4 separate regions of the Homo sapiens genome follow, and regions 1, 3 and 4 are each linked to region 2. Evidence: chromatin loops called from intact Hi-C (ENCODE). Cell type or tissue: endothelial cell of umbilical vein. All regions are shown on one strand.

What was found. Peaks named below come from ENCODE experiments on the same cell type or tissue, not always from the same donor. Only the 100,000 strongest peaks of a DNase experiment are listed, where the experiment ranks them.
Region 1: it touches region 2 in a loop (8-fold over the local background); 3 of 110 quality-filtered maps call a loop at or near these places.
Region 3: it touches region 2 in a loop (8-fold over the local background); 9 of 110 quality-filtered maps call a loop at or near these places.
Region 4: a loop joins it to region 2, with 7 times the contacts of the local background. A loop is called at or near these places in 2 of 110 quality-filtered maps.

What each region holds. Positions count from the first base shown.
Region 1 is chr11:59,821,199-59,826,198 of GRCh38, forward strand. No RefSeq gene overlaps it. Among named protein-coding and RNA genes, the nearest start is that of MRPL16, 13 kb to the left of the region's middle. In endothelial cell of umbilical vein, a CTCF peak has its summit at 1,965 (motif pointing right); a DNase peak (open chromatin) is centred at 1,973.
Region 2 is chr11:60,167,367-60,172,366 of GRCh38, forward strand. It overlaps a transcript of MS4A6A not described here. Among named protein-coding and RNA genes, the nearest start is that of LINC02705, 5.5 kb to the left of the region's middle. RefSeq lists an enhancer at 1,047-2,246. In endothelial cell of umbilical vein, a CTCF peak has its summit at 2,383; DNase peaks (open chromatin) are centred at 2,145 and 4,835; H3K27ac peaks cover 2,078 bases.
Region 3 is chr11:60,263,054-60,268,053 of GRCh38, forward strand. No RefSeq gene overlaps it. Among named protein-coding and RNA genes, the nearest start is that of MS4A4A, 15 kb to the right of the region's middle. In endothelial cell of umbilical vein, a CTCF peak has its summit at 2,742 (motif pointing right); a DNase peak (open chromatin) is centred at 2,758; H3K27me3 peaks cover 745 bases.
Region 4 is chr11:60,343,338-60,348,337 of GRCh38, forward strand. It overlaps a transcript of MS4A6E not described here. Among named protein-coding and RNA genes, the nearest start is that of MS4A6E, 19 kb to the left of the region's middle. In endothelial cell of umbilical vein, a CTCF peak has its summit at 2,416 (motif pointing left); a DNase peak (open chromatin) is centred at 2,284; H3K27me3 peaks cover 1,575 bases.

The sequences.
Region 1 (5,000 bases), 350 kb before region 2:
CTGACCTCAGGTGATCCACTGGCGTCGGCCTCCCAAAGTGCTGGGATTACAGGCATGAGCCACTGTGCCCAGCTGGTTGTATATTTTCATTTTTTTCAGTTTTCAATATATCTTGATTGTTTTTGAAGTAGGACCATTTATAATTTTTATGCAGTAAAATCTGTCAGTAATAGTCTTAAGAATTTTGACTTTCAGCCAGGTGCAGTGTCTCATGCCTGTAATCCCAACACTTTGGGAGGCTGAGATGAGTATTGCCTGAGCCCAGGAGTCCAAGACTGGCTTGGGCAAAACAGCAAGAGTCCATCTCTACAAAAATAAAATATTGGCCAGACTTGGAGGCTCATGCCTGTACTCCCTGTTGCTTGAGACGCTGAGGCAAGAGGATTGCTTGAGCCCAGGAGGCTGAGGCTGCAGTGAGCTGTGATTGTGCCACTGCACTCCAGCTTGGGCGACATAATAAGACCCTGTCTCAGAAAAAAAAAAAAGAAAGAAAAAGAATAAGTCAAATATATTAATAATAATATTAATATTTGACTTACTTTGATAATTCAAAATATATTGATACTGCTTATAAAGGCCAGAGGTAGGGATATAACATAATTCTTTCTCAAAGTTGAAAATTCTCATTTAATATGTGACTTTATTTATTTATTTATTTTTTGAGACAGAGTCTCACTCTGTCGCCCAGGCTGGAGTGCAGTGGCGCGATCTCGGCTCACTGCAAGCTCTGCATCCCGGGTTCATGCCATTCTCCTGCCTCAGCCTCCTGAGTAGCTGGGACTACAGGTGCCCACCCCCATGCCCGGCTAATTTTTTGTATTTTTAGTAGAGAGGGGGTTTCACCGTGTTAGCCAGAATGGTCTCGATCTCCTGACTTTGTGATCCACCTGCCTCGGCCAATCAAAGTGCTGGGATTACAGGCGTGACCCACCGCGCCCGGCCTATTTATTTTTATTTTTTATTTTTTTGAGACAGAATCTTGTTCTTTTGCCTAGGCTGGAGTGCAGTGGCGTGATCTCTGCTCACTGCAGCCTCCGCCTCCCAGATTCAAGTGATTCTCCTGCCTCAGCCTCCAGAGTGGCTGGGATTATAGGCGCATGCCACTATGCCTGACTAATTTTTGTAGTTTTAGTAGAGATGGGGTTTCACCATATTGGCCAGACTGGTCTTGAACTTCTGACCTCAAATAGTTCATCTGCCTCAACCTCCCAAAGTGCTAGGATTACAGGCGTGAGCCACCGGGCCTGGCCTTAATATGTGACTTTATAATGTACTAAATTCTCACAGCTTTCGGGAGTTCCTTTTGACATTTTCTTCCATTCACATGCTCTGAGACTGGTGCTACATTGTTTTAGTCATTGCCACTTTATTACACATTTTTATATCTGTTCAGTCAAGTTCTTTGTTTTTGCACTCTGCAAAAAAACATACTGGCTATGTTTAACATGTTTGTTCTTCAAGATAAAATTAAGTTCCACACTCTCTGTTTTCATTTTCTTGGCTAGAATTCTCATTCCTCTCTTTTTTTTTTTTCATTTTAATCTGAGAACCATTTGCACTTCTGACAAAGTTGAGGCTTTTGCTATTTCAAAGAATTGCAGGATCTCAGTTTGAGGCGACTGGAGGTGTCAGATATTTAGTTCCAGTTCCTCAACAGTGTACTTCAATCACATACTTGTTATATAGGTTATTCACACATCTAATTAAAGACAAGTGCAATTGTATACAATCCCTAAATGGAGGGAAAGTATTTGCTAGCAATCTTCCTTTCTTTCTTTTCTGCATCTTCACAAAATAGTTATGCTCAATCGACCCTTCCCCACTTTACCCTCCTAAGTAGCTGTCACTATAGATCTGTGCTACAAGGCCCGGCTAATGTTTAAATTTTTCATAGAGACGGTGTTTCATTATGTCGCCCCAGCTGGTCTACGAACTCCTGGGCTCATACGAGACTTTACCGTGTATGTCCAGTAGAGGTCACAAAGTGCTTATTATAGACACTGAAACCTCAACCAAATGCGTGCTTGGGCATTTGCATTATGCAATAATGAGCACACATAAATGATTATAATTAGGGGGAATTGTTACACTTTAATTCATTCTTCTCTATTACACTCAATACATTAGGATAGAGAGCTTATTATAAGCAGTATACATATCTCAGAGAATACAATTCTTAAGACTTTTCCAAAAATAAAGAGAATTTTAGAGATGATTCTATGCCAAATCTCTGAGTATAGATAAAGAAACTGATCTTTGAGTTAATTAGAGACTCGTCTGGGTCACTCACCTTGTTTATGAGCAAATACAGGAGTGACAACTCAAAATCTTTTGATCCCAAGATCAGATTTCTTCACACTGTATCTGTAGACTATGTTTTCCAATAGTAACTTAATCTTTTCTGAACTAAAATAATTAATTAATTCAATATAAATATTTATGCCAGATGCTGTGCTAGGTGATGAAGATATATTGTTAAGCAAAAATGATCCTTGCTTGTGAGACTATGAGAAAAATGTGAGTAGAGGCAGTAAAATAATGACCAGAAAAACCTCAGAGGTAATGTTAGGTTTCTTCCTGATTAGGTACTTTCTATGCATATTCAGTACTGATTTTGTTTGGTATGTTCAGTAATTTTGTGTCTTTCTATTTTTAAAATTTAATTTATTTTTTGAAGTTAAAATTTGCATTCTAACTTCAAAATATAAATTGTATTCTCTGAGATATGTATACTGCTTATAATAAACTCTCTATCCTAATGTACTGAGTGTAATAGAGAAGAATGAATTAAAGTGTAACAACTCCCTCTAATTATAATCATATGAAATAATACGAAGAAAAACAGTTATCATATTACAAATTTCTTCTCATTAATTGCTATGAGAGTTTACTACTACCCAACATAAAACTGAGTGCATAATAAATACAAATGCACCTTTCTATGAAACTCCTCTTATAAAAATTGAAGTAAACATTAAATTTCCAAGTGAAAGGAAACACTACAGTGTTTAATAAATGTATTTGCTTCATCTTCCAAATCTATGAGCATCCATCCTTTTTTTTTTTGAGACAGAGTCTCGCTCTGTCGCCCAGGCTGGAGTGCAGTGGCGCGATCTCGGCTCACTGCAAGCTCCGCCTCCCAGGTTCACGCTGTTCTCCTGCCTCAGCCTCCCAAGTAGCTGGGACTACAGGCGACCGCCACCACGCCTGGCTAATTTTTTGTATTTCTTAGTAGAGACGGGGTTTCACCGTGTTAGCCAGGATGGTCTCCATCTCCTGACCTCGTGATTCGCCCGCCTCGGCCTTCCAAAGTGCTGGGATTACAGGCGTGAGCCACCGCACCCGGCCGCAACCATCCTTTTAAAAAAAAAAAAAAAAAATTTTAGATTCAGGGGGTACACGTGCAGGTTTGTTACATAGGTATATTGTGTGATGCTGTGGTTTGGGCTTCTAATGAGCCTGTCACTCAAGTAGCGAACATAGTACCTGATAAATAGTTTTTCAACCCTTGCCCCACTCCTTGTCTCCCGTCTCATCTCCAGTGTTTATTGTTTCCATCTCTCTGTCCATATGTACCCAATGTTTAGCTTTCACTTATTTTATTTTTTATGTTTTTTGAGATGGGGTCTTGCTCTGTCACCCAGACTGGATGGAGTGCAGTGGTGTGATCATTGCTCACTGCAGCCTCAACCTCTCTGGCCCAAGTGATCCTCCCAACTTACCCTCCCAAGTAGCTGTCATTATAGACATGTGCTACTATGCCCGGCTAATGTTCAAATTTTTCATAGAGACAGTATTTCATTATGTTGCCCCAGCTGGTCTGTGAACTCCTGGGCTCAAGCAGTCCTCCCACCTTGGCCTCCCAGCATGCTGGGATTACAGGTGTGAGCCACTCCCCTCAGCCTTAGCTCCCACTTATAAGTGAGAACATTCAATATTTGGTTTTCTGTTTCTGCATTAATTCATTTAGGATTGCAGCCTCCAGCTGCAACCATGCTGCTACAAAGGACATGATTTCATTTTTTTTTATGGCTATGTAGTATTCCATGACCTATATGTAACGTATTTTCTTTATCCAATCTACCATCATGGGCACCTGGGTTGATTCCGTGTCTTTGCTATTGTGAATAGTGTTGTGATGAACATATGAGTGCAGATGTCTTTTTGGCAGACCATTTATTTTCCTTTGGGTATATATCCAGTAATGAGATTTCTGGATTGAATGGTAATTCTATTTTTAGTTCTTTGAGAAATTTCCAAACTGCTTTTCATAGGAGCTGAACTAATTTGCATTTCCACCAACAGTGTATAAGTGTTTCCTTTTCTCCTCAACCTTGCCAACATCTGTTATTTATTGATCATTTAATGATATCCATTCTGATTTGCGTGATATAGCCTCTCATTGTGATTTTGATTTGCATCTCTCTGATGATTGATGATGTAGAACATTTTTTCATATGTTCGTTGGCTGCTTGTGTGTTTTCTTTTGAGAAGTCTCTGTTCATGTCCTTTGCCTACTTTTTAATGGGATTGGTTTTTTTTTTCTCGTTTATTTGTTTAAGATCCTTATAGGTTCTGGATATTAGTTCTTTGCTGGATTCAGAGTTTGCAAATATTTTCTCCCATTCTGTAGGTTGTCTGTTTACTCTGTTGGTAACTTCTTTTTTTTTCTTTCCTTGGTTGTTTTTATTTTTATTTTTATTTATTTTTTTCGAGACAGAGTCTCCTTTTATTGCACAGGCTGGAGTGCAGTGGCACGATCTTGACTCACTGCAACCTCTGCCTCCTGGGTTCAAGTGATTCTCCTGCCTCAGCCTCCCAAGTAGCTGGGATTATAGGTGCCCACCACCATGCCCGGCTAATTTTTGTATTTCTAGTAGATATGGCATTTCACCATGTTGGCCAGGCTGATCTTGAACTCCTGACCTCAAGTGATCTGCCCACCTCACCCTCCCAAAGTGCTGGGATTACAGGCATGAGCCACCGCGCCCAGCTGGTAA
Region 2 (5,000 bases):
TTATGTGGTGAATCATATTTATTGATTTGTATATGTTGAACCAATTTCACATCCCAGAAATAAACCCTACCAAAAATAATAAAATTAAACTTCTGAAAGCAATAAGAAAATGTATTTTAAATGTACAGTAAATAGTATAATTGGTATTGAGATATTAAATTTTTTAAATAATCAAGAACAGCCTGGGCGTGGTGGCTCACGCCTGTTATCCCAGCACTTTGGGAGGCTGAGATGGGCGGATCACGAGGTCAGGAGATTGAGACCATCCTGGCTAACACGGTGAAACCCCGTCTCTACTAAAAATACAAAAAATTAGCTGGGCGCAGTGGCAGATGCCTGTAGTCCCAGCTACTCGGGAGGCTGAGGAAGGAGAATGGTGTGAACCCGGGAGGCAGAGCTTGCAGTGAGCCAAGATCACGCCATTGCACTCCAGCCTGGGTGACAGAGTGAGACTCCGTCTCTCTCGAAAAAAAAAAAAAAGGCTTTATACCTCCACCCATCTTCTAGTAGTCCTTGAGCTGGAGTGTCTGGGTGGGACACTCAGTCCCTGCAGGATGCATCATCCTTCTCCCTCTTAGGCATTTTCCAGAATTGCTGCTCTGGGGACAATTGCCTCCACAAAGTTAACAGTACTTCATGGAGTTGCTTATCAATTTTCTTTCACGCAACCCCAGCCAAAATCAAATCAATCTACATCTGTGTGCAGGTCACCTACTGGGGATGCATTTTGTCCCAAGAGGTAGCCCCCTGGAGTAGGGAAACTTTCCCCTTTTTTATGGCACAGACTCTCTGGTCTCACCTACAGCCCTCTGCTTCCCTGAGGGCCGCCATGGAAGTAGTCACCTTATGTATGCAGCACCCCACATAGAGTGAGGACAGTGGCCAGGGAACCAAAGGCACTCAGGGGCACAGAGCCCAACACAAAGTCCCTCATGTGGGAGGTAAAGTGTTCATCATTTGGCCCTTGGGTAGTCAGATGGAACAGCCTGCCACACACCCATCTCCCAAATTACATGCACTAAATCTAGATACGACTGCCATTTACTCACAGTTTCTGGTATTTCTTTGGCATCTTTCCATATCGTTCAAATGGCCACCATCAGCCATTCAATTAGGGTGTGGTCGCCTTGCCCTGTGCTAACCACCTGCTCACCTGCAATCACTGACGGAGGGAGGGATGAGTCATAATGGAAGCCAACTTCTCCATTTCAGAGGCAGAGCAGACGATGCTGTTGGCTCCCTCATCCCAAAGATGAGGCATCGAGGCAGGTAGGGGTTCCCCCAAGCACTGCTGACACTGTTTATCTAATTCCCACAATATAATTGGGGTATAGGCACTGTAAGACATGTGCTCTGTCATGGTAGGGGGTCCCCAAGCCCAACCCTGGGGCCCCAATGACTGTTCCTGCTCTATTTTCTGATGGACCACTGGGCAAACTCGCAACTGATGTTCTTCTTCCTCAGTATCAGACTGAGCAGGAGTCTCTGACTGGGATGGTGGGCCCAAGCCCACACTAATGGCAGACTCTAATTCTCATTCCAAGCTGTGTGTCTGGGCCTCTGGGTTTCTGTTTGTGCCTGGAGGTCCCCTACCTTTGCTGCATCCTGCAGGGACTGAGTGTGCACTTACCGTAGTACAGTCAAAAACGCCCATTGAACTATGCCAGCAAAGGTATTGTCCTCTCATTGCTCTGTGCTTACAGGTACTTCAGTGCCTTCTCCATGCTCACAGGAGACCTGTCCACCACCACCCATGTTTCCACCAAGGCCCATCCTAGCAGCACAGCTACCATCAGGTACCACAACACATGCTGGGGCCACATGGCTGACCTGGGATCATTGAGGCCAAGGGCTCACTCATCTTGGGATCCTACTGACTATGCCAATTGACAGGTTCCAACCTGAGCTGGGTTCTGAAGGGAGCTGGTGGACACGTGGTGGGTAGCTGAAAGAACACTTGGATTGTAGGCAGTTGGAACGTGGCTTTATTCTCTCTCCTGTCCTACAGAGTCAGCAGTGCAGTTATATTACTCACAGACAGAGTGGCTCAAAGCCAGGTATGAGCTCACACAAACAGATTATAGTAAATGGTTACATAATGCATGGGGTTGTGCACCTGCGCTCCAAACCCGCTGTGTCATACCATACCGGATGTTTACCTTGGCCTACTCCTGACTGAAGCACAGCCACTTTCCTTACAATAATAAATAACTTTTGAAAAATGCATAGTTTCCCCTCACTGATGACATGTGGAGACACTGTAAAGGACAAAGGTAGCAAGTGTGATTTCCTGTGGTCAAGTTAGATACCTCCAGTGAATTCCAGATACCTTGTTTTGCCTTTTTCTATTTCTCTTGGGAGAAAAGTTGTTCCTCGTTATCACCATAAGGTGTCAGTAGAGTCAACTGTGCAGAAATTGGGAAAGGCCAATAATTCTAAAATCTTTCTCCTGCAAAGGGAAGAGAAAACATGTTTCCTACACAGTCTGAGTCATCCTATTTAGAGCATTCTACAACTTTCTTTCTCTCTTTTTTTTCCTCTCTTTCCTTTTTTTTTGTTTTTTCAAGGTCTTGCTCTGTCCACCAAGCTAGAGTGCAGTGGCAAGATCATGGCTCAATGAGCCTCAACCTCTCAGTTTCAGGTGATTTTCCTGCCTCAGCCTCTTGAGTAGCTGGGACTACAGGCATGTGTCACCACACCTGGCTAATTTTTTTTTTTTTTTTTTATAGAGATAGGGTTTGGTCATGGTCTCCAGGCTTGTCTCAAACTCCTGAACTCAAGCAATCTGCCCGCCTCAACCGCCCAAAGTGCTGGGGTTACAGGCAAGAGCCACTGTGCCTGGCCCAGACTTTCTTGAAGAAATGAAAGATTTCATGAGTATAATCAGGTTCCAAATCCCAGCGATGTATTGGGGTTGAAGTTAATTTTAGACATAGAGGGTGGAAGTGGAAGGGGAAGGAAAGTTGGACTATGGAAGTGAAAGCAAAGGGAAGTAAACACACAATAAAACTCGAGTTCACTGAGCATCTTTCATGTGTCAGCTATATTGGTAACTGCTTTACAAAGGTTATCTCAATACATCTTCTATCTCAAGGTAGGCATCATTCTCACTTGACTTGGGCTGAAGGGGCATTGCTACTTGAAAGAAAAGATATCAGTGGATGACATGGCAGTGAGGTTGAGCCTAGGATAAAAAGTGGCTTTGAGTGTTGCCTAAAGGGCTGGATGCCTTCTCTGATAAACAAGTCAAAGCTGAAGAGAGACCCGGGGGGAACTTTGAAGACCAGAAGTTTGACTGGGTAATCAGTAAGACTTCTGGTATCCAGAGTGCTGTGGTGGTGGTGAAGACATGGTGGCAGGGGGTGAGGAACAAAGCTGGAGTGTGAGTACAGTAGATGAATACACCAATTGTGGACTCTGAGTCATAGTCCTCTCCTGTGGCAGAAGGTGGCACCATGTGATTGATATGGGGGATGTGGATTTTCAAAAGAAGGACTCTCTCTCACACATACACATACACACACACAAACACACACACACACACACCTGTTTATCCCCTACATTCTTTTAGGCAGAAGAAGGTATGCTTTATTCTGTGTTCAAATAATAGTTAGTGCCCTGTATATATCCCTAATTTCACTGTCATCTCTGTTTCTCTTATTTGACATAGTGTCTGGTATCCAATAAGCGTCAATAAAAGTTGAATGTCCACAGTAGGTAAATAAATAAAAGAAATGGTGTGTGTCAGTGGGGGGTGCAATGGACAGGGAGAAGACATAATGAACGAGAGTTTGAAGATAAAGCTAAAATCAAAGAATCTGACAGTCCAGTTTCAGCCTGGAAAAGAAAACAGCAGAAAAGCTGAGTATCAGGATATCTGATACAGTGGGTATGACCCCTGCTACAGTGGGTAAAAGCAAGGGAAACATGACCAGTTCTTTCAATGAAATGGAGCTCATGTAAAATTGAAATACTTTTCTACGTGTGTGTGTGTACACACATGCTGAAACTTAATATTTATACACAAACAATTGGTCTTTCTTGCAATAAGAAAATAAGTATGAACTGGTCGATGCTTCATAAAAAATGAGTATTCCTGGTTAGCTTTTGTTTGCTCATTAGTTTTGTTTGAATATTTGATGGGGAGAAAATGGAGTTCCAATTTGGGTTTATGTCTGTCATTGTTGACTTATTCTGTGTTTAAGGGAAAAAACAACAAAACGAGTGTTAAAACAAAATATGCACTCAAAAATTTTATTTTGAAGCCAGCTACTTTCATATACCCTGAGACTTCATTATATGGGGCTTGCCTTTATGCACTAATGAGTTAAAATACATAGGATAAAACACTAGCACCTGTATAAAAAAGTCTGAGCACCACAACAAATCAGTTAACTCCTGTTGACAATTAAGGGGTACAATAAAAAGTTGTGTCCTTTGCTTCACTGTGATCCATTGAATGATCATTCTGTCTAGTTTTCTGGGAAACATTTTCTGGGAAATGTTTCTGGGAATGATCATTCTGCCTTGTTTTCTGGAAATTCAGACTATTTGGCTAATCTAGTAAATGGTAATTTACAGCCCCGTGCTTTTGCTGAAGTCAATGTCAGGCAAATCAAGAGATCCCCAATGAACACATATCTTAAATGACAGTGAAATAATGGTTTTTTTTAATGTTCATTACTTTAAAAGCTTACATTTAGGAAACTCAAGCTTTGCTTTTCTATAATGGTTAACTTTTCCATATTATCATAAGAATCAACTTTCTGATTAATATTTCTCCCTTTTTTCTTAAGAAGTCAATAGTTCTTCATATCCACAGTCATGAGTCATTTTTGAGGACATGCCAGAATTACCAATGTAACTGTGAGGCAGGAAAAGTACACTCTAGAAGAAACAAAATATGTTAGGTCTTCAGACTTCAATCAGGTTCAAGATAGATGTATATATGCCATTTTTCCAACTGTATACATAGAATTCTTAGCTAATCCAAGATAAGT
Region 3 (5,000 bases), 96 kb after region 2:
CTGGTTGTCAGTTATTCCACATTTTTTTCGGACGTAATATAATATACTTTCAAATAAATCTCTTGTGGAAATTGACTTAATGTTCTTTATGTCCATGTGGAATGAGTATGACTAGCCAAAAGTATTTTAATAAAGACTAATGTTGAAGTAAAGACAGTACTATCAGAAATTAAAATGGAGTATACAATAACTAATACAAGTGATGCGTTGTGTTAAAAAAGACTGAATGGCAAGAAAATGAGAATAGAATGCCCACATAGTAATCATAGAAAAAATATAAATGGATGAAGTGCAGGACCAGACAATTTAACTAAAGAAATAGAAATGGCCATGCACTTATGCATGAAAAAATGGATTTGAAAGCAAATAATTTGTATAATGAAATAAACGAAAAGTGATGTGTTTTGAAATGCAAAAAGAAAAAAAAAGTGGTTGGTGGAGAAAAGCTCTGAGAGCACCACAAGAGGAACAGTTAAGATATGAAAGTCCCTGGAAAAGAGGAAGCTGGGACAGGACATGCAACATTGCACTTTTCACAGGATCAGCACCAAGAGCTTGGAGTTCAAGTTCCCAGGTACTTTAGTTCAGTAAGACTATGTGATAGCTGTTATGCGGTCATCTGGGGGCTGGTGGTGAAACTCAAGCCCTGCCGTCTTCTTATTGTGTTTAGTCGGAATGTACAACAATTATGCCCATGAGGCAATTTCATGGCATGGCATTGGTATATTTGCTTCAGGGCTAGAGTGACAGTCAAGTGAGGAAGACTGAAGCCGAAGACTGAACATCAGAGTTATACATCTTGACATCCTTTGTCCTTACTTGTATTTTAAAAACCCAGGCCCAGATAACTCCAACACTCGGTTTCTCCTATATCTGACATTTGGAACCTTGTATTATTAGTTCAGAAGAAGTACTGAAGAGGCCTCAGTGCACAGGCTCGGGACTGATCCTGTAACAAAGGTGATCAGATGACACCCAGGCCCAGCTGGTCTCAGCCAAATGGCTCAGGGTTGACCCTAAATATGGAAAACCAGAGAATCAGGACTATGGCTGCCTACCATGCCCTGAATAACCAGTTATATGGATTGTCATCTGGTAGAAATCCTATGCAGGGGGTGTTAATGTCATCCTTTGTGGAGTCTCTTGGTTGGATCTTCAACCACTTAATATTTTCATCAAGAATTTAGTTGCTGATCCTATTTGCAAATGATCCAAAAACAAGAAGTATAATTTATAAAACGAGAGTGTCCAGATTGAAGATACAACCCAAAAGTCTGGAACATGAGCGTTGGAATACAGATCAAATTTAATCAGGTAAAATTAAAGTCCCAAGCTTATGTTTAAAAACAAATCACCTGCACAAACCTGAGATGGGACTAGAACTTGCTTAACAGAAGTTAATGTGAGAAAGGCCTGGGCCCTTCTACTAGTTAGCTGAAAGGATGGAGACAGAAGCAAAAGACTCTCCAAGAAGTCTGCCTTTGCCTCTAGAGCAATGGATCTCAATCTTGTCTGAGCATTGGGATAACTTGGGAAACTTTAACACGTACTAACACATGAGCCCCATTACCAGGTATTCTGATTTAATTAATATGGATTATGGTTGGAGAGTCAAAATTTTTTGTAGCTCTTTAGCGGATTCTACCGTATAGTCAATGTTGCCAATTACTGCTATAAGCCTGTAGATATCAAACTTGAGTGTGTATCAAAATCTGGAGGGCTTCTTAAAACACAGAATGCACACCGAGACTGTCTGATTCAATAGGTCTGGGGTAGGGTATTTGCATGTCAACCACAATGTCAGGTGATACTGATGCTACTACTCTGGGAACCACATTTTAAGAGCTACTGCTCTAGACGAACCTGGAGTTCTCCAGATGCAACTAAAGGCTTTTTAAATTCTACCGCTGGTATTGAGCCAGAATGCATAGAACCTGGCCCTGTGCCTATCTTCTCTTCTGAGTAGGATTTATTCCATAAGCTTTGGCCTTCTCTTTACATCTTCATATCTGTGTCTGGAGGGTAGGGCCAAGTTGGACTTCGGGATACTAAACTGAGGCCTTTTATTGTAAGGACAGAGAGTAGGATGTGATGTCTTGATGCTGCTTCAGGTTACTAGAGGAGACAATGATCTCAGTTCAGAACCAAGCTTAAAGTTATATATCTCTCGGGGACTATTTGTCCCAGGAATGCAAGCTAGGATTTACTTTTCAATCTTTCCCCAGTTTCTTTCCCAAAAGTAACATATCTTTGGGAAGAAATTAGGGTAAATGAGCAATGGTAAGCTCAAATCCTGGCATCAGGAAAATTCTCCTAGCACTCATGGTATGGCCTGTTCACCACTGACCACAAAGACATGTAGAAGGTGGTGCACAATTTTCAGGAGTCCAGAAATACAAACAGTTCTCTTAATACTTGCTCTGTAGTCTCAATTGTTGTCATCTCTTTCCACACACACATGCATGCACACACACGCACACACATGCACACAGGCAGTTCTTACAATATTGAGATGCTTTGCTTAGACTGGGCTGTATATAAGAGACCTGATTTACATCTTATAAAAATAGAACATCAGAGTTAGAAGAGACGTGGAAATCTTTCTACACTGAAATATGAGAAGTCTGTGGCCCAGGGAAAGAAAGTGATTCACGTGAGTCATGAAGGTAATGAATGTATAACCCAGTTTTTCTGTTTTTCCTATTATCCCCTTCATTTTGACATTGAGGTGTCATATTTAATTGAGCCACAAGAGGGAGGCAGTGGACAAGAAATTGTCCTACCTAATTTGAATTCCTACCTAATCTGGTGTCTTCTGGGAAGACCTTATGAAAAGTCAACTCCCAGCTCTGGTCTTGTATACTAGCGCTGGGTTGGGTCCCATTTCTATCCCATATTCTCTGGGAATCTAGTAGATACAGCAAGTCATCCCTCTGACCCTTAGCTTTTTCATCTGCTAAATTTTGTAGGTATTATTTAGATATTATTACTTATATTGAAAGGTGTTAGTGAGGATACCTGAGAATGAATTTTCAAAACATCACAAGTTGATTTTCAAGATAGTATTAAAGTGCTTTAATTTCAAAGGGTGCTTTTTGTACCATCCTAACTTTATACCACTTTTTTGTCCACTCCCACCCCATTCTCTGCACTCTGGTGAACTGAAAAACATATTTTAGATTTTATCTAATTGTTATTTACTCTACTCTCCTCTCCCTTCTCCTGTCTTTCCCCACATTCTGTAAAATGTGAGCACATGCATGATGGAGGAGGGTGTGGATACAGCTAGAGGGAGAGGTTGAGACTGCACATCTCACCTGGTCTCATATTCTGAAAAATCTGGGTTATAAATGGCACACCAGAGACATTACCATGCCCTCCTCTCTGCTTTTTGGAACATGGATCTTATTGCAGAAGGTGAGGGTTTGGGAAGGCTTCGGGATGAGTGGCCAGGTGGCAACATCTGTGCCTGGCTTCTTCCCTTCTTGGTGGAACAGCCACTGGCCTCTCATAAGGGAAATAACCTGAACCAGCCCGACCCTGAGAGCCTCCCTCATGGTGTTGGACTTATAGATCACACATTAAGGAAATATGTCCATGAGAGATTTTAGGATGACTCATATGGTTTCATGGATCTAGAAGTGACTTTGAAAGTGAATGAACCAACCTAGTAGTTTCTAGTGAAGCTGACTGATGGAAATGAACCAAGCATTTATTTTCCAATGCCATAGAGTGGATCGGTGAAAGCTGGGTGGAGAGAGGATTAAAAGAAGTGAAATAAAGTTAGGACTTCTGAACGTTTCTCTAATACCCATTCCCATCATGGTTGGGCCAGTACCATTTTTGGAGTTTTTGTTTTGTTTCTCTTTCCCTTTATTTTACACAGTATAGAAATTCACTGACTACTCCTCAGATTTTTCCAGTCCTGCCTCCCCAGAGGGACTCACATCCCTTTTCATGGCAGTAACCACCTGGTGTTGCTCGAGCACCTCCTAGGATTCCCACTCGTTACTCAAAATGGATAATAAAGAAATTTTCTCAAACGCAATTTAGGTGAATAAAATTTAATCTAATAATATGTGTGAACTATTCTTCTGAAATAATAATGCTGAGATAATGAGTGGAACCACGCATTTATTTTCTTGAACCTGATAATACAAATCCCTAGCAGTTATCTGGACCAACAAGTGGTAAGAGCAGAGGTCTTGAGGTGAGCACGTTCCATGCTTCTGAGGAAACAGTACGTCTGGAGACACATTGAGACTGGAATAGGGAGAGGAGAAGGCAATGTTGTCTGAGATTTCTGGGGGGCTGGATTATAAAGCGACTTATTAAGGAGATACGGCTTATTTTGAGTGAGGTAGGAGGCATTGGAAGATTTTCAGCAAAGGGAAGACAGGATCTAACTTGCATCTTAACAGGACCACTCTGGCTGCCTGTCTTGGTAAGAACCGACTGAAGGGAGGCGAGGGAAGATGTGGGGAGAGTAGCGAGGAGGCTCCGGCAGTAGTCCCAGAGAGAGGATGGTGGGTTGTGTTGTTGGAACACAGCATCACTGCTCATTCAAATCCTAGGAGGTGGGTGCCTACGCCTCTCTTTCTTTCACTCCCCACATTCAGTCATTTTGAAGGCTCAGGTATCAGTAAAAGTGTCCCCAAGAAACATAATTCATCCCATGTGACTTATTTAAGGGATTTTTATGAAGACCTCGCAGAATTTGGGCAGAGTTAAGGGAACGAAGAAGGAAAGGGAGGTCACTACAGACAAGAAAAGCAGGAAGGTATGAGAAGAGAACACACTATTATGGGGACCAATAAAGAGCAGAAGTCTTGTAAGAAGAGCTGCTTTGTAGTATAACTGTGGAAGAAGTAGCTACTTCCAAAGGCTGTGTCAATGCAGAGAGAATAGGAAAGCAATGCTTTGTCCTTTCTCTCTTTCCAGCCTCTAATTCTCCAAACAAACCTGAATGGTTTGCTTTACTGTCACACATTTATAGGGGA
Region 4 (5,000 bases), 180 kb after region 2:
ACCTTTTTTTTGCATAAGTGTCCCCCAATTATTAATTCTACTATAAAGATTATAATTAGACAGAATATTACAGCAATTAGAATTTTCCAACCGGAATTCCATATTGCAGGTGCCACAATGTATAGTTGTGTTGCAAATAGTAGAGCGCATGTATCAATTCCCGGAAAGGTGGTGTAGTAGATAATTTACGTCTAAAACTTTTACTCGCCAAGATGTAGAATTTCTCCTTGGGGTTCTATGAAGTTACAAATGTAATCCCATGTATAATTAAAATCTCCCTGCAAATATGTGTTAAAAAGAAGTGCTAATATCTGGCTGCGAATCTCGAGAGGAAATGTTGAAATGACAAAAAGTATCTGGTGAGTTAAAGGTGGGACTGAGTAAGATGGGTAGCCCTTACTTACTTACTTATCTTTTATGATTTTCAGCTTAAGATCTCCTATTTTTTGTCATTGATGTCCAGGACGTTCTTCTGGGCTGTCAGAGGTTGCTCTCTCAGCTTTCCAGGCTTTGACTGGAGTGTGATGTATGCAGGAATTAATACCTGTAACTTTTACTGCTGAGGGGGTTGAAAGAACAGTGTAGGGCCCTTCCCAGCTTGGGGTCAGGAAGAGAGAGAGAAGGGAGAGCTTTCACCAATACCAAATCTCCTGGGTTAAATAAAGGTGATCCTATTTCTTGGAGTTGGGCTTTTGCTAACTGTGTTAATTCCTGCTGGAAGTGAGCCAGAGAGGTTACATGCTCAACCAACTCAGAGATTTCTTAATTTAATAGAAAATCATTGGTAAGGAAAGACCATCCATACAGCATTTTAAAAGGGCTCACTTTGTCTGCCATTGTCACTTTGGAGGTATTTAAGTAGACCACAGCGGGGAGTTATTTCATTAACTAACACTTTATTACCTCAGATGCCTTTTCTGTATGGCATGAAAATGCTTCTAACCAGTTGGCGAAAGTATCTGTCCCTACCAGGAGATATTGGATGCCCTTCATCTTTGGCATGTGGGTGAAGTCTGTCTGCCAGTCCTCCCCTGGATAGCTTCCTATTCTTTGGGTTTGAGGAGGAAGGAGCCACCTGTTCAGGGGATTATTTTTAAGACAGATTTCACAAGCATTAACAACCTGTTTGGCTGTTTTTGGTAAGTTCTCTCCTGAAAACAATCTCTGGGCACATTGATGAGTTTTATCCTTTCCCAAGTGAAAAGCTTGATGGAGGATTTTAAGGACTTTCCATTGGCTAGAGACTGGCAAGTAGAGTTTGCCATCCTGACTGTAGCCATCCTGAGAGCTGGAAAATATACACTTGAGAAGTGGCCCATTCTATTTCTGCAGGGAAGTACTGAGGTTTAATTTCTTTATGGAACCTTCCCAGATTAGAGGGGCTTGAAGTCCATAGATGTCTTGAGGCTTCCTTGCTGCTGACTTAGCTGCCTGATCAGCTAACCTATTTCCTTCAGCTACTTCATCTTTTCCCTTTTGATGTCCCTTACAGTGTAGCACTGTTATCTTTCATGGAAGGAAAACTGAGGATGATAACCTGCTAATTTCCTGGTGGTTTTTGTTTGTTTGTTTTGTTTTTTTTGTTTGTTTTTTTGTTTTTTGTTTTTTGTTTTTTTGAGACAGAGTCTCACTCTGTGGCCCAGGCTGGTTGCAGTGGCACAATCTCGGCTCACTGCAAGCTCCACCTCCTGGGTTCACGCCATTCTCCTGCCTCAGCCTCCCGAGTAGCTGGGACTACAGGTGTGCGCCACCACACCAGGCTAATTTTTTGTATTTTTAGTAGAGATGGGGTTTCACCGTGTTAGCCAGGATGTTCTCGATCTCCTGATCTTGTGATCCACCCGCCTCGGCCTCCCAAAGTGCTGGGATTACAGGCTTGAGCCACCGCGCCCTGCCCCTGGTGGTATTTTATAGGAGATCCATTAGCAGTAAGAAAGTGTCTTTCCTTCCAAATGGCACCATGAGCATGGAGAACTAAGAAAGTATACTTGGAGTGTAAATATTACCTACCTTTATTTTGCTTAATTCAAGTGCTCTTGTAAGAGCTATCAGTTCAGCTAATTGACTGCTTGTGGCTGGAGAGAGAGACACACTTTGAAAGACGTCATTTAGAGTGGCTACTGCATATCCTGACTGTGGAGCTTCACAGCTACTATCTGTGAAGAGGGTCTAGTCTGGATTTTCTAGGAGAGTTTCCCTGAGATACTCTCTGGCTGCATTGGTTTGTATTATAACTTGTTCACAGTCATATTCAGGTTCCCCAGCTTCCTCTGGAAGGAAAGTGGCTGTGTTTAGGTGAGAACAAGTGTTTAACTCAATTGTGGAAATCTCTAACAACAGAGTCTGTTAAGGAGCTGGCTGGCTGTTAGCCAAAGGCTCCCCCTAGAGGACAGCAATCCTGCCACATTATGTGGGGTGTAAATCATTTCCCAGGGTTAATTTGGTGGCTTCTGGGACCAGTAGGGCCACTGTGGCAATGGCTTGGAGGCATGTATAAATAATAGGTCCCCCCAACTGCAACTAAGGGGTTGAGAAAAATATTAGATTAGAATTTTTCCTGAGATGCCCCTCACGTTCATGCTATGGGAAGAGGGGAGGCCTGGATTAGACAGGAGAAGAGACTGGCTCTGTTGTCCAGAAGGAGGTCTACCTTCCTTCCTTTAATTTCCAGAATCACCTGGGGCTTCTGTGCTGTTCATGACAGTTTGAGCCACTGGAGCTGGAGGTTTGAGCCCCAGGAACCATCAGTCCTATTGGACCATCTGTGAGACTGGTTCTGAAACTGGTGACTTCTGTCTCTGGGAGCAGTCTGATCTCCAGTGATCCATGCTACAGTCTGGACAGGGTCAAGGTGACTTCTTGCTGCCTGGCACTCCTTCTTAAAGTGCCCTGACTTGCCACATCAATAGCATCTAGCGGATGCACCTGAGGAATCCTGGGCTTTGCAAGCCTGCAAAACAGCTACTGGAGGCTCTGTCCTTCTCTTGTGTTTCCTCTCTTTCTCTTGGGCATCCTCCTGTCCCTATTTAAAAGACCAAAGTGGCCATGCTCAGGAGGTTCTCCAAGGTGCTATCTGGTCCTATCACCTGCTGCTGTAGTTTCCTCTTAATGTTGGGAACTGCCTGTGTAATAAACTTGTTCTTTAGGATGAGCCATCCCTTGACTGAATAAGGGGATAGGAAGTGTGTTTTATTAGTGTATCTCTCAGCCTTTCCATAAAGGCTGCAGGATTCTCATCTGGCTTTTGGTCTATCATGGACAGTTTAGAATAATTAAAAGGTTTGGCCCTAGTTCTTTGTAGGCCCTCTAATATACACATTAAAAGTGTTTCCTTTACCATTTATCTGCAGAACTATTGGAGTTCCAATCAGGGTTGGCAAAAAGAACTGCTTCCCTTCCTATTTGGAATGGTGTTTCCATTATTCCTTCACCTTCTCTGTCTCCTTTTCTCCTTTTCAGTCTACTATAAAAAACATGTTGTTCATCTCCAAATTTCTCTGCTAGCTGCAGAGCTGCCTGCTTTTCAGCTGCGGTGAGGGTTTGGCTTAGAAGCAGCATAACATCCCTCCATGCGAGGTCAAACACCTGAGTTAAAGTTCGGAAAGCTTCTATATACCTATTGGGGTCATCAGAAAATTGGCCTAGTCTCCCTTTATTTGCCAAAGGTCCTGAAATGAGCAGGAAATGTGAATCCTAATAGCACAATTTTCATCAGGCATTTCTTGTAGGGGTAAGAGTGAAGCAGGGAAAGTGGGTAGTTTTAGAGATAGTGCAGCTGGAGGAGCTGGTGGCATGGTTAGTGGGGGTCCCAGATAAGGGAGACTGGAAGGGTTGAGACACTCAGTAGCTGTCTCAGATTGTCCCCCTGGAATATGCTTTAGTTTTGGGGAATCATTTCCTATGGAATTTCCTGACATGGCTGCTAAAAGAGCTAGGTTGATTGTGCAATGCTTGCAAGTCTGGGTTATCTTGCAGGGCAAAGAAAGCCTGTACATAGGGGATCTTGGATCATTTGCCCTCCCATCTGTAGAAAAGATCTAATTGTTGGATAATATTAAAATCAAGTCTCCACCGCAGTGGGCCAAGTCTGTTCATCCCCAAGATGGTAAGAAGTTGTACAATAGAATATGAGATGCTTTTTTTTTCAAAGTCTCAGGGTCAGAGGAGTCCCAATGTTCTAGAATGCACTCAAGAGGAAATTCAGGCCAAAGACAATCTGTTATGCATCTAGAAAGAGAACTGAGAAAAAAAAAAAAAAGGCCTATCTTTAGTCTCATTCCTTTTGGTATGACACAGGGTGGAGGCGAAGACAGTGAGGGCATCCACCCTACTGTTTTCTCTCCTTGCTTCCTGTGGTCCCAGCACCTTGTTAAATGTGCTGCCCATGGTTGCAGGCATAACCCCCCACCCCAGCCATGAAACTGGAGGAACTAAGGAATGGGCTTAGTCATGCATACCCATGCAGCCCTAGTTCTCCGCTTCTGATTCCCCTTTGACTCCCTAGACTTGTATGATCTGCATGGCTCCCCAAAAGATGGATCTTGGGAAAGGCTATGTAATAGTTACATTTGGGCAAGACTGCTTTAATGGGAGGGGTGTACTAGATTGAATTCTATATTTTGCTATTATGGCCCATGCTAAAGTGTTTACCCTTAGACAGCGATTCGGGTTAACTTCTGGACATAAAATCCCCTTACCATTTAAGTACCATTCTAACTAAAGGCAGAAGAGGTTTCTTTAAAAAACCCAGGAACCAAATGGTGGTTTTCCTGCTAACAGGACAGTCTCAGAACTAAAATTGGAGGACATTTTTCTCCTAATGGTTAAAGGTAGAGTTTTTTTCCATTCACAGAAGGAGCATAAAGCCTGGTCTCTTGTGGAGGGGCGCACAAAGGGAGGAAATTGGAAAAGCTAGAGTGTTTCAGCAAAGGACTGACAATGTGCCCAGTGAGAGGATTCTTATTCCACTGGGTGATGCTGTTGACCTAGAAATACCACGT